Linked DNA regions of Mus musculus: region 1 is linked to region 2. Evidence: chromatin loops called from intact Hi-C (ENCODE). Cell type or tissue: heart. All regions are shown on one strand.

The links. A loop is a pair of places that touch in the nucleus more often than their neighbours do. Peaks named below come from ENCODE experiments on the same cell type or tissue, not always from the same donor. Only the 100,000 strongest peaks of a DNase experiment are listed, where the experiment ranks them.
Region 1: it touches region 2 in a loop (7-fold over the local background); 6 of 42 quality-filtered maps call a loop at or near these places.

The regions. Positions count from the first base shown.
Region 1 is chr10:93,416,578-93,421,577 of GRCm38, reverse strand. No RefSeq gene overlaps it. Among named protein-coding and RNA genes, the nearest start is that of Gm40742, 12 kb to the left of the region's middle. In heart, no CTCF peak of the experiment used is centred here; DNase peaks (open chromatin) are centred at 2,757 and 4,467; H3K27ac peaks cover 792 bases.
Region 2 is chr10:93,333,625-93,338,624 of GRCm38, reverse strand. Gm17745 (predicted gene, 17745) reads right to left here and starts at 2,414. Exons shown (of 3, transcript NR_038014.2): 1 at 2,284-2,414. In heart, CTCF peaks have their summits at 1,930 and 2,174; DNase peaks (open chromatin) are centred at 1,744 and 2,294; H3K27ac peaks cover 3,476 bases.

The sequences.
Region 1 (5,000 bases), 83 kb before region 2:
CCTCCCCCTCCCCTCCCCCTCCCCCTCCCCCTCCCCCTCCCCCTCTCTCTGTGTTAGTATCAGTGCAGGTCATAGTTCAAGTATAGAGGTCAGATGACAACTTCCAGGAGTGGGTTCTTTCCACTTTGTTTTTGAGACACGGTCAGTCTCTTGTTTTCACCACTGTCCAGGAATTTCTGGCCCACTCTCCCGTCTCCATCACTCATCCCTTGAGTTTGGATGGGTGCGGGCATCCAAACTCAACTCCTCACGCTTGTGCAGCCAACATTTGCTGACAGACCCATCTCCTCAGCCCAGAGTAGAAGCCTTTTGCTGTAACCCTCCTGGAAGCGGTGAAGAAATTCTACAGAGAGACATGTGCGTCCTTACCCCTGGCTGTCTGGCTCTTGAGATGCTATATACCAAGGAATTGGAGTTTCCCTAGGAATGGCACAGTGGGAAGGGGGAGGGCTGAAGCCAGGTGACAGCTAGAGGAGGATCTTGTCTACCAGGGAGGGAATTCCCACGGTTCTGATAACGTGTTGGACCAGCTTGAAAGGTGGAAACAGGCTGAGACAAGGTAGGTAGTCATGGGTAGCACTGACCAGGATTGCTTAGTTATGCGTACTTCTTGCCCTCTGTTTAAACCTAAATCTCATGTCTGGGCCCCAAAGATAGACTTGAGGAGGTCACTGGGCCTCATTGGTGTATCCTCTTAGTGTGGCCATATTGGATAAATCTCCTTTTTTTTTTTTTAAAAACAAAACAAAAACAAAAACAAAAACAAAACCTTTTTACCACTACATGTGGCTTTAATATTGAGGATAAGTGGCTGAGCTTAGGTGTTAAGGGTGACAACTCTAGTACAATCATTGTGTCCTTATGCTGGTGACAGAGGGATAAGTCTTGTTCCCCCGACTCCCCCCCCCCCCACACACACACACGTGGCAGGAGAAACCCCATGGCCTCAAGAACCTTTTATAAGATCTTTCATCCCACCATGATAGAGAACCCTTACTACCTAACCAAAGGCCCCTCACCTCCTAATACCATCATAAAAAATTACATTTCAATGGTTATTTCAGTGGGTATGCATTTCATCCATAGCCATATGATAGCTATAGCTTGAATTTTTAGAGCACATTTTTATACTGTTTTTCATGATGACTGCACCAATTTACATCCCCACCAACAGCGTGCAGAGAACAAATATTTTTATAGCATAACTGTATCCCATGCAATATTCAAGATGCTAAGCTATACTAAAACTGGCCAACCTTTATTTAGAATTCCAACTTCAGGGAGCATCCTGAGTTTTTGATTTGCCAAGGCTGGCGGGTTGCCTCCACCAAGGGATTCTCTGAAGTTCCAGCTGTTGGGCTTCCAGGTTCTGCCAAGGCTGTGAATTAGAACGGTCTCTCCTGGTGCTGCGGTTCCATCAACCCCAGGTAGCATACTCAGACTCTTAAATATCACTCAAGTTTGTCACCGATGGTCAGGGATCTGGTTTTGTTTACAGGTATCCTGCTGGTGACAGCAGTAACTTCTTCAATAAGACACCCACAGTGGCAAACAGCCTGCCTCATCGAACCTTCCAGATAAAAACAAACTGCAATCCGCTCAGGTAGGAAAGGTGCTGAACACAACTCAGGCCTGGTAACCTGACTCCTTAAGAGAACTTTGGGGCATGAGCGAGCGAGGGCCTGGATCCTGTAAGGAAACTGCTCAGGCAGTTGATCAAAGGTTGGCCATTCTGATTTTGCCATTTCCTCCCTCTTTTGTTCTGGGCTTTCTCAGACAAAGGCAAGTTCTGAGAGGAAGAAGTCAGACCACAAAGGTTTTGTAAATAGCTAGAAACTCTACCCAGCTGGGTTATAGTCCCTTGGCTGCAGCCTTAAAAAAGACCTAGACTCAAGTAATGCTCTGCAGAAAGGAAGGACCTGTTGGCATCTCACCCCTGGATAAAGTGGTTGAGAAAGTGGGCTCAAAGTGCTGGCTGCCTAAGCCGGAGTTCTATGCCTAGAGCAAGTATAAAAAGCCAGGCAAACCCGTGCATACCTGTCACCCCAGCACGGAGGAGGCAGACACAGGAGGATTCCAGGGGGCTTGCTGGCCAGACCGAATAGCTGAATCAAGGTCTGGGTGGGATTCTGTGTCTCAAAAATATTGAGAGTAAATGAGGAAGGCACTGGGCGTTCACAGCCTCACACCTGCATATCAAGCGCGCATGCGCGCTTCACAGAGCGAGAGAGATGCATACACCCGAAAGAAAGGGTTAAAGAGCACCTCTTTGCCTCACCTAGCCCACATTCAGTCCTGCTTCGTTTGCTTAAGGATGTGAGGAGATTGAAAGACTCGAATCTGGGTTGATAACTATACTGTGCCTATCTACCCTGACAATGCAAAAACACCCACCCGAGGCTGGGGTGGCAGGCGGTCTTGTTCGTGTCTCCCTTGATGGAGGCAAGCTGCCAGAACCCCAAACACACACAATACATTGGCTTCAGCTCAAAAAAACCCATCATTCATTGCCAACAACGTCCCCCACCATCACTGCCCACCCCTTCCTGGAAAAAGTGATGGAGAGAGGGTAAAGTCGGCCAACGCCAACACCACCTGGCCTCGCAGCGGACCTGGATGCTGGTCCGGAAGCCGCTCTGTCCCAGTGCATAGACTGAACCTCAGGGATGTGCCCTGGGCAGCAAACCCTTCTCACAGTATTCTCTTCCTGAGGGGTGGAGGAGTCACCTCTGTTGACTTGGGCCTCTCTGACCCGGGGCGACATGGGAAATGGAGGCCAGGAGGGTGACACTGGGAGGCTGAGCTATGAAATGCCACCATCCGGCATAGGGAGGGATGCATTGTCCCTGAAAAGGAAGGGCCACTTCCCACCACACCTAGCCACTGTACAACCTGATCAGGGCTCTTAAATCACTTTAAAAATACTTTGGAGAATGTAAATCGTGTAGGTATTTTGCTCGAATGTATGTCTGTATACCACTGTGAGCCTGGTGCCCTCAGAGGTCAGAAGAGAACACCACCCGGAACTGAAGTTACAGAGAATTATTAGCTTTCAGGGGGGTCCTGGGGATCAAACCTGAGTCCCCTGGGCAGTCTTAACATCGGGGATATCTCTTGAACGTGTAGGAGATTTTTCCTTTTCTTCTCCTTTTCAGCAATGGGGTAGGTGGATCCAAAAGCATACTCAGAGAGTTTCTTGTTAAATGTGTCACGCTGAAAGTTCACAGGGACCCCAGCAGTCATGGACTGGAGGTTGGGCTCTGACGGAGGCTCTCTTACTCAGATGCACGGTAAACAGAAGTTCTCAGACATCTGTGTGGTACTTACCTCTTCAGGGGCTTCCAAACCCCACAGGAAGGAGAACACGGATGAGATCTGGCTTCCCTCAACATGCCACCGCAAAGACTGAACAACCTACCTCCTCCTCCTCCTCCTCCTCCTCCTCCTCCTCCTCCTCCTCCTCCTCCTCCTCCTCCTCTTCCTCCTCCTCCTCCTCTTCTTCCCCCTCCTCCTCTTCTTCCTCCTCCCTTCCTCTCCCCACCTTCCCCTACAAATAACAATCTAAACAAACAGCTACTTAAACAACAGGAGAACTAGACAACAATCCACAGCTTTCCTTCTGTGACAGACCTGGTGCTGGAGACATTGGACCTATTGATATGACATCCAGGAGACCCCAGTTTGGGGACATTGGACTTACTGATGTGACATCCAGGAGAACCCTGTTCCTTCTCTCATTTCCCAAGTTGCTCTCTGTGGTGAATCTTCCATGGGTCGCTGACACAGTTCTCCTCAGCCCTTCTGTTAGTCCCTTGTCTTGCTTCAGTGTCACCCTCAGAGAAACCTCTCTGGACACCTCTGCCTTTGACTAGCCTTTTGGTCACATGGCTTACTGTTTTGTTCCCATTTAAATGTTCTCTTAATTATGAGACAATGCATTTAATACATGACTGCTTCAAGGAAATCCTTTCCATGTGAGTTGAATACCCCTCCCCACCAACCAAAAAGGCACAGTAAACTGGGTAGTGGTGGTGCACGCCTTTAATCCCAGCACTCAGGAGGCAGAGCCAGGTGGATCTCTGCTGGTCTACAGAGTGAGTTCCAGGGCAGCCAGGGCTACACAGAGAAACCCTGTCTCCAAACAAACAAACAAACAAATAAACAAAAAGCAATTTAAAAAACGCAGTAACCTATTGGCCACTCCTACTTCCAAATATTTCCTTATTTGGAAATAGGGTGATTATAGATTGTAGTTAAGATTAAAGATCTCTCTGGACAAGAATAGACCCTTAATCCAGTATTACTGGTGGCTTTATAAGGAGACATCTAGGAAAGAAAAGAAAATACAAAACCATTAAACTTTGGCACTCGGGGAGAAAGCCACATAATGACAAAGGCAGGAGGCATATAGTTTCAAATAGAGCACCGCCACCAGACTCTAGCAGGAAGAAGGAGGGAATTCCCTCCGGTGTTCTCAGGAAGTGTAGTGCTGACAACACCTTGACTTGGGATGTCCCAGCCTTTAGAAAGGACACATTGTGATTGTTTGTGTTACTTAATGACAAGAACACATTCTGAGCAAATGGTGCGTTGGTTAGCTATATGCAAGTTGACACAAGCCAGAGACATTTGGAAAGAGGAAACTTCAACCTGAGAAAATGCCTCCAATCAGATTTGGCTTGTAGACAAGTCTATAAGGTATTTTCTTAAGTAATGATTGATGTGGGAGGGGCCATCTCTAGGCAGGTGATCTTGGGTGGCATAAGAAAGCAAGCTGAGCAATTTAGTTAGGGGAGCAGGCCAGTCAGCACTGTCCCTCCATGGTTGGTGCTTAAGTTCCTGCCCCCGGGTTCCTGATTTGAGTTTCTGGCTTGTTTTCCTCTTTATTGGACTGTAACCTGCAAGCCAAAGAAACTCTTTTGTCCCCAAGGGGCTTTTGATTATGGTGTTTTAATATAGCAATAGAAACCTAATTAAGACAAACAGCTGATTCCATTGTG
Region 2 (5,000 bases):
ATTCTTTCCTCTACCTCCACCTCCACCTCCACCTCCTCCTCCTCCTCCACCTCCACCTCCACCTCCACCTCCACCTCCACCTCCACCTCCACCTCCACCTCCACCTCCACCTCCACCTCCACCTCCACCTCCACCTCCACCTCCTCCTCCACCTCCTCCTCCTCCTCCTCCTCTTCCTCCTCCTCCTCCTCCTCCTCCTCCTCCTCATTCTCTTCCTTTTCCTCTTCTTTCTCTGTTTTGTTTTTGGGGATTTTGTTTGTTTTACTTTGTTTGTTTGTTTGGTTGGTTGGTTGGTTGGTTGGTTTGGTTTGGTTTGGTTTGGTTTTAGAGACAGGGTTTTTCTGTGCAGCCCTGGCTGTCCTAGAACTCACTCTATAGACCAGACTGGCTTTGAACTCAGACCTTTGCTTATCCATGACATTTCTGCCAACTGTTCTGTCTTTCCTGTGGGTCTTTTCAACTTCCTTGATAGACAATGCTTTTGAAACACAAAAGTTAGGGAGAGTCTCTTCCTGGTTGGTTGTTTTGGTTTGGTTTGGTTTGGTTTGGTTTGGTTTGGTTTGGTTTTTTTTTTGTTTTGTTTTGTTGTTGTTTGTTGTTGTTGTTTTTCAAGGCAGGGTTTCTCTGTGTAGTCCTGGCTGTCCTGGAACTCACTCTGTAGACCAGGCTGGCCCCGAACTCAGAAATTTGCCTGCCTCTGCCTCCCAAGTGCTGGGATTAAAGGCGTGTTCCACCACTGCCTGGCCTCCTGGCTGTTTTTTAAAACCTGTTTATTATAATCTCCTTTCTCTGAGCCGATCAACACAGAAAAGCCCTGCTGTCTCAGGTTGTAAGGAAGCAGCAAGCAGGAAAAGAAACTTTAGGGTTTGGGAGCAAGTATGGCCCAGACAACAGAGTTTTTCTTTCAAGGACTTAACTCTTGAGCAAAGAAATAACTGCTTCCACATTGTCTATCACTATGGCATAGAGACACTACAGAGGAGACCTTTGGCAAGTTCTTCAGGAACATCAAATGGGTACCCTAGACTAAACTTGGGGGTAGGAAGGTCTCATCATACATAGTCAAGGGTGTGGACCTGCAGAGAAGTCCACCAACAAGGTCATCCTACAGAGCCTGAGAGGAAGGAAGCTGGAAGGTTTCTCCCAGCCTACAAATATCCTTTCTCAGTGTGAGAGCCCAAGCATCAAGCAGCCTGAGCACTGGAAAATGAGACCGGAGCATAGGCTCTTTGATCAGAGGAGGAGCTGTGGGCTGAGGCTGACATGGCTTGGCAAAATCACAGCTACTGTTGAGTGGAATGATACTGCTTTCTGACTCTGGTGGTGTTGAAGGTAATAAGTGGAATGACTTGTGTCATGACTCTACCGAGGAGTGGCTTCCCAGGGTCTAAGCCTGTGCGCCAAGATGAAGCAATTTTGAGTAGTGAGGCCCCTCTGCTCATGAAATATAATAAAGCTCTATGTAACTCCTGTGTTTAGGGTTTACATGTGAAATGACTGCCTCTCTTAAAATGTTATCATCTGGGGGGGTCACTTCCATAGGACACAGAGCACCTGAACAGAGCCTCTATCCCATCAGATCAACTTCAGAGACTGAGCCTGTTTAAGTAGAAGGTCGGGGGTTGGCCACAATCACCAGAATTCTTAAGATATGTCTGTGGCTTCTGTGTCCCACACCAACATTCAACCTACCCTGCCAGGCAGTTGTAAGTGGGAACTGCTAGTTTATGTGAACTCCAGGCAAAGGAGTTTCCTTCCTCCAAGGGCCTGTGCATTTCCATGAGGCAGAGAGCAGTGGTCACACCCAAAGATCTCCACTTAAAACGGGCTCATTTTCGATCCTGAGGGTCCACCTTTGTGTAAATGTAGGGCACGTTCATTTCAGGGTAAACCTTGTGGTGGTAGGGGATACATCTGAAAAACAGAATAGAATCCGTTTTTCTCCCCAGAGGGACAGGCAGGGGGACTCTCACTTCCTGTCAGTTCAATGAAAAACAATGATGGGGGGGGGGGTGAAAGGGGAGGAAAAAAAAAAGAAATGGAGCCCTCCCTTTTGTGTCTGGCCTTCGACATGAACTCCTGATAAGATCCTGGAAAACAAGCAACATTTCTAACAGCCTGTTTGCCCTCTTCAGCTGAGAAAACAGCAAGAGCCAAATCGAGGGACAGGGGCGACCTCTATTGTGAACGTGGCCAGGCGGACTTTTTGTCGCCAAATGGCAAAGCCCGAATGACTGAGATAAGGAATATAATAACATTTTCACATGAACCTTGCATTCTTACCTCTTCTATAGGAAAGGAAGGATATCCCTGCAGGAAGGAGGAAGTGGGGCCCTGCCCATGTCCGACCGCAGCGCAGGGACTGCATTGTCCAGGCCTTCGTGGTGACTCAGGAAGAGGGTACGGAAGTTTCGACAGGAAAACAGAGAAAAGTTCAAACGTAAACAGCGTCCAAAAAAAATTTACCAATAGCACACTAGATTTCCTCTCTGGGCCTTCCTGTGTTTCAGAGCATCTCTGGGCTGGCAGATTTTAATCTCGGCTTCTGTTCACCTTGGTAACCTCCAGCAGGGCGACCATACTGTTTCCCTCCTCAGTAAGTCAAGAGGATGTGTTTGCTATGGCAATGGAAACAAAAACAACCCCTTTCCATAGACTGTATCCTGCCTGGCCAGGCCGGACTCTGTTCTTTCTTTTCCATTGGTCATTTCTGGGGAGGGTAGGAGCTTGCCCTGATCTGCATGTGGTAATTGGCAGCTTGTGGTTAGCAGGGCTTAAGCAAGCCCAGTGCTCAGTGCCCCCCTTCTCAAGGCAAGGGTTTAGTTGGGCTGCCCAGTTTAGCCTAGGGATGGGTTTTGAGTTTCACTCCTAAGGGCATTTGGGGAGTTGAACCTGGTCCTTCCCAAAAGTTCCAGAGGGGTTGTGATTTCCTTCCCCACACCCTGTATTCTGTGCTCCCAAGGGACGCTGCATGGTGACTCTGGGTTTAAAGTTAGGAAAATCGAGGCTATAACAGAAAGAAACAGTCCCACTGCTGAATCTGAAGTTTAGCAACAACAACAACAACAACAACAACAACAACAAGACACAAAAGACAGTGGCTTCAGAGTCTCCTGCCCTCCGTTCAGTCCCAACCCTTTGTATGGAACCAAAATGGCTCTCTTAGGGGAGCTGGGAAGATGGATGACAGGAGAGAGGGGGAGGGAGGGAAAGGGAGAGGAAGAGAGGGAGAGGGGGAGAGGGGGGAGAGGGGGAGGAGAGGGAGGGGGAGAGAGAGGAGAAGAGGGAGGGGGAGAGGGAGGGGGAGAGGGAGGGGGAGAGGGAGGGGGAGAGGGAGGGGGAGAGGGAGGGGGAGAGGGAGGGGGAGAGGGAGGGGGAGAGATGCTATATGCTGTCAGACTCCCTGCTGAGTGCTAAGGTCCGTGCAAGGGCAAATCTTAAACAGAGGGAGTTTCTCTCTGCTTTCCCAGACACTGAAAGCCTTACAACAGTAGCTAAGAACTGCAAAGGCACTTCTAAAGTGGTCTTAGCGGGGGCTGCTAGGCACTACAAGGAACACTGGTAACCTCTGAGATAGACCTGGTCACACATTTCAGGAACAGTTACAGGTAATAGACATACTTCTCTCATGCTGCGGTTATGGGAAATTAAAGAACCCTCTGTCCACTCAAAACTGCTCTTAAGCTCAAGTGTCTTTCACAGTCCCTCCATGGAAGAGTTCCAAGTGGGCTGCTATAGCGTTTTAAGGGATATCTTTTTCTGAACTGCCTTTTCCAGAATAAACGACCACCATAATGTTCAACCAGGGACCAATTCTTCACTTACGTATGCAAAGCAAACTGTGGCTTGTTCTTTAGATATGCTTCTCACTACAGAAAGCTTTTGTGTGTACCTCTGGGGGATGGGAGAATAGTGCATAGAAACCCCAGGTGCACCAACAGGGTGACCTCGAGTTATAAAGCTGGTTTCAAGCTGTTTGAGATGGATTGAGGAAGTTCAGCTGAGAGCAAGGCCTGCATCCTTAGAAAATAGGACACAAAGATCAAAGATCATATTCCTGCCCCTTATGTATAGTGAACAACTGTTGATTCCATCCATCCATCCATCCATCCATCCATCCATCCATCCATCCATCCATCCATCCACCCACCCACTCATTCATCCACCCACCTATCCATCCATCCATCCATCCATCCATCCACCCATCCACCCATCCACCTATCCAACTATCCATCCATTCATCCATTCACACATATCTTTTATTGAGATATTGGGCACTGAATTAAGTTTTAAGGACAATTGAGGAGGGCTTAAATATAATTTAGCAGCTAGTGGCAAGGCATTGGCCCCACATCAGAAAGGACCCTGGAGACCTCATGGACATACTGTAGGCAATTTCTGTCAGATGGTGGCTCTGTGTCACTTGGGGGCATTTTAATATGACAGTAACCATCACAGCTGTGTGGCAGCATGACAGCCCACTACACCTTGAGTTCAGTGGTGTATAATGCACAGATTCCAGCTCTGAGAGCTGACATTCGAGGTTGGCACCTCTCAATCAGAAGCCACTGCCAGGGAGAACTATATGCATCTTAGGTTGATTGGTGCTGGTCCTACAGAGGCCAAGGAGGGTCTTAGTTCTGTAAGAGAGAGCAGCATGGGTAGAGGGACTGACTGTTGCCTTCAACTTGGACAAGAGTTTTGTTGAGAATGACAAGCAGAAGAGAGACTGCTCTGGGATTCTGAGCTCTGTTCCACATGGCTCAACAGGAGGTCACTTCTGCCAGGAGAAGCAGGCCTGCCATACTCTGAAACCAGTGGGCTTTGCTTTTGAGTGGGAGACCTTCAAAGCATCCAAGCAGACACTTGGCTTCTTCTGAGCTCCAGCATCTCATCTAACACCAAGACCACATTCTTTTCTGTCTGCACAGAGACTACCTCATTTGGCTCTCCATCAGTCTTCCCATAGTACCTTTCCAGAAGCAGAATCGTGGATCTGT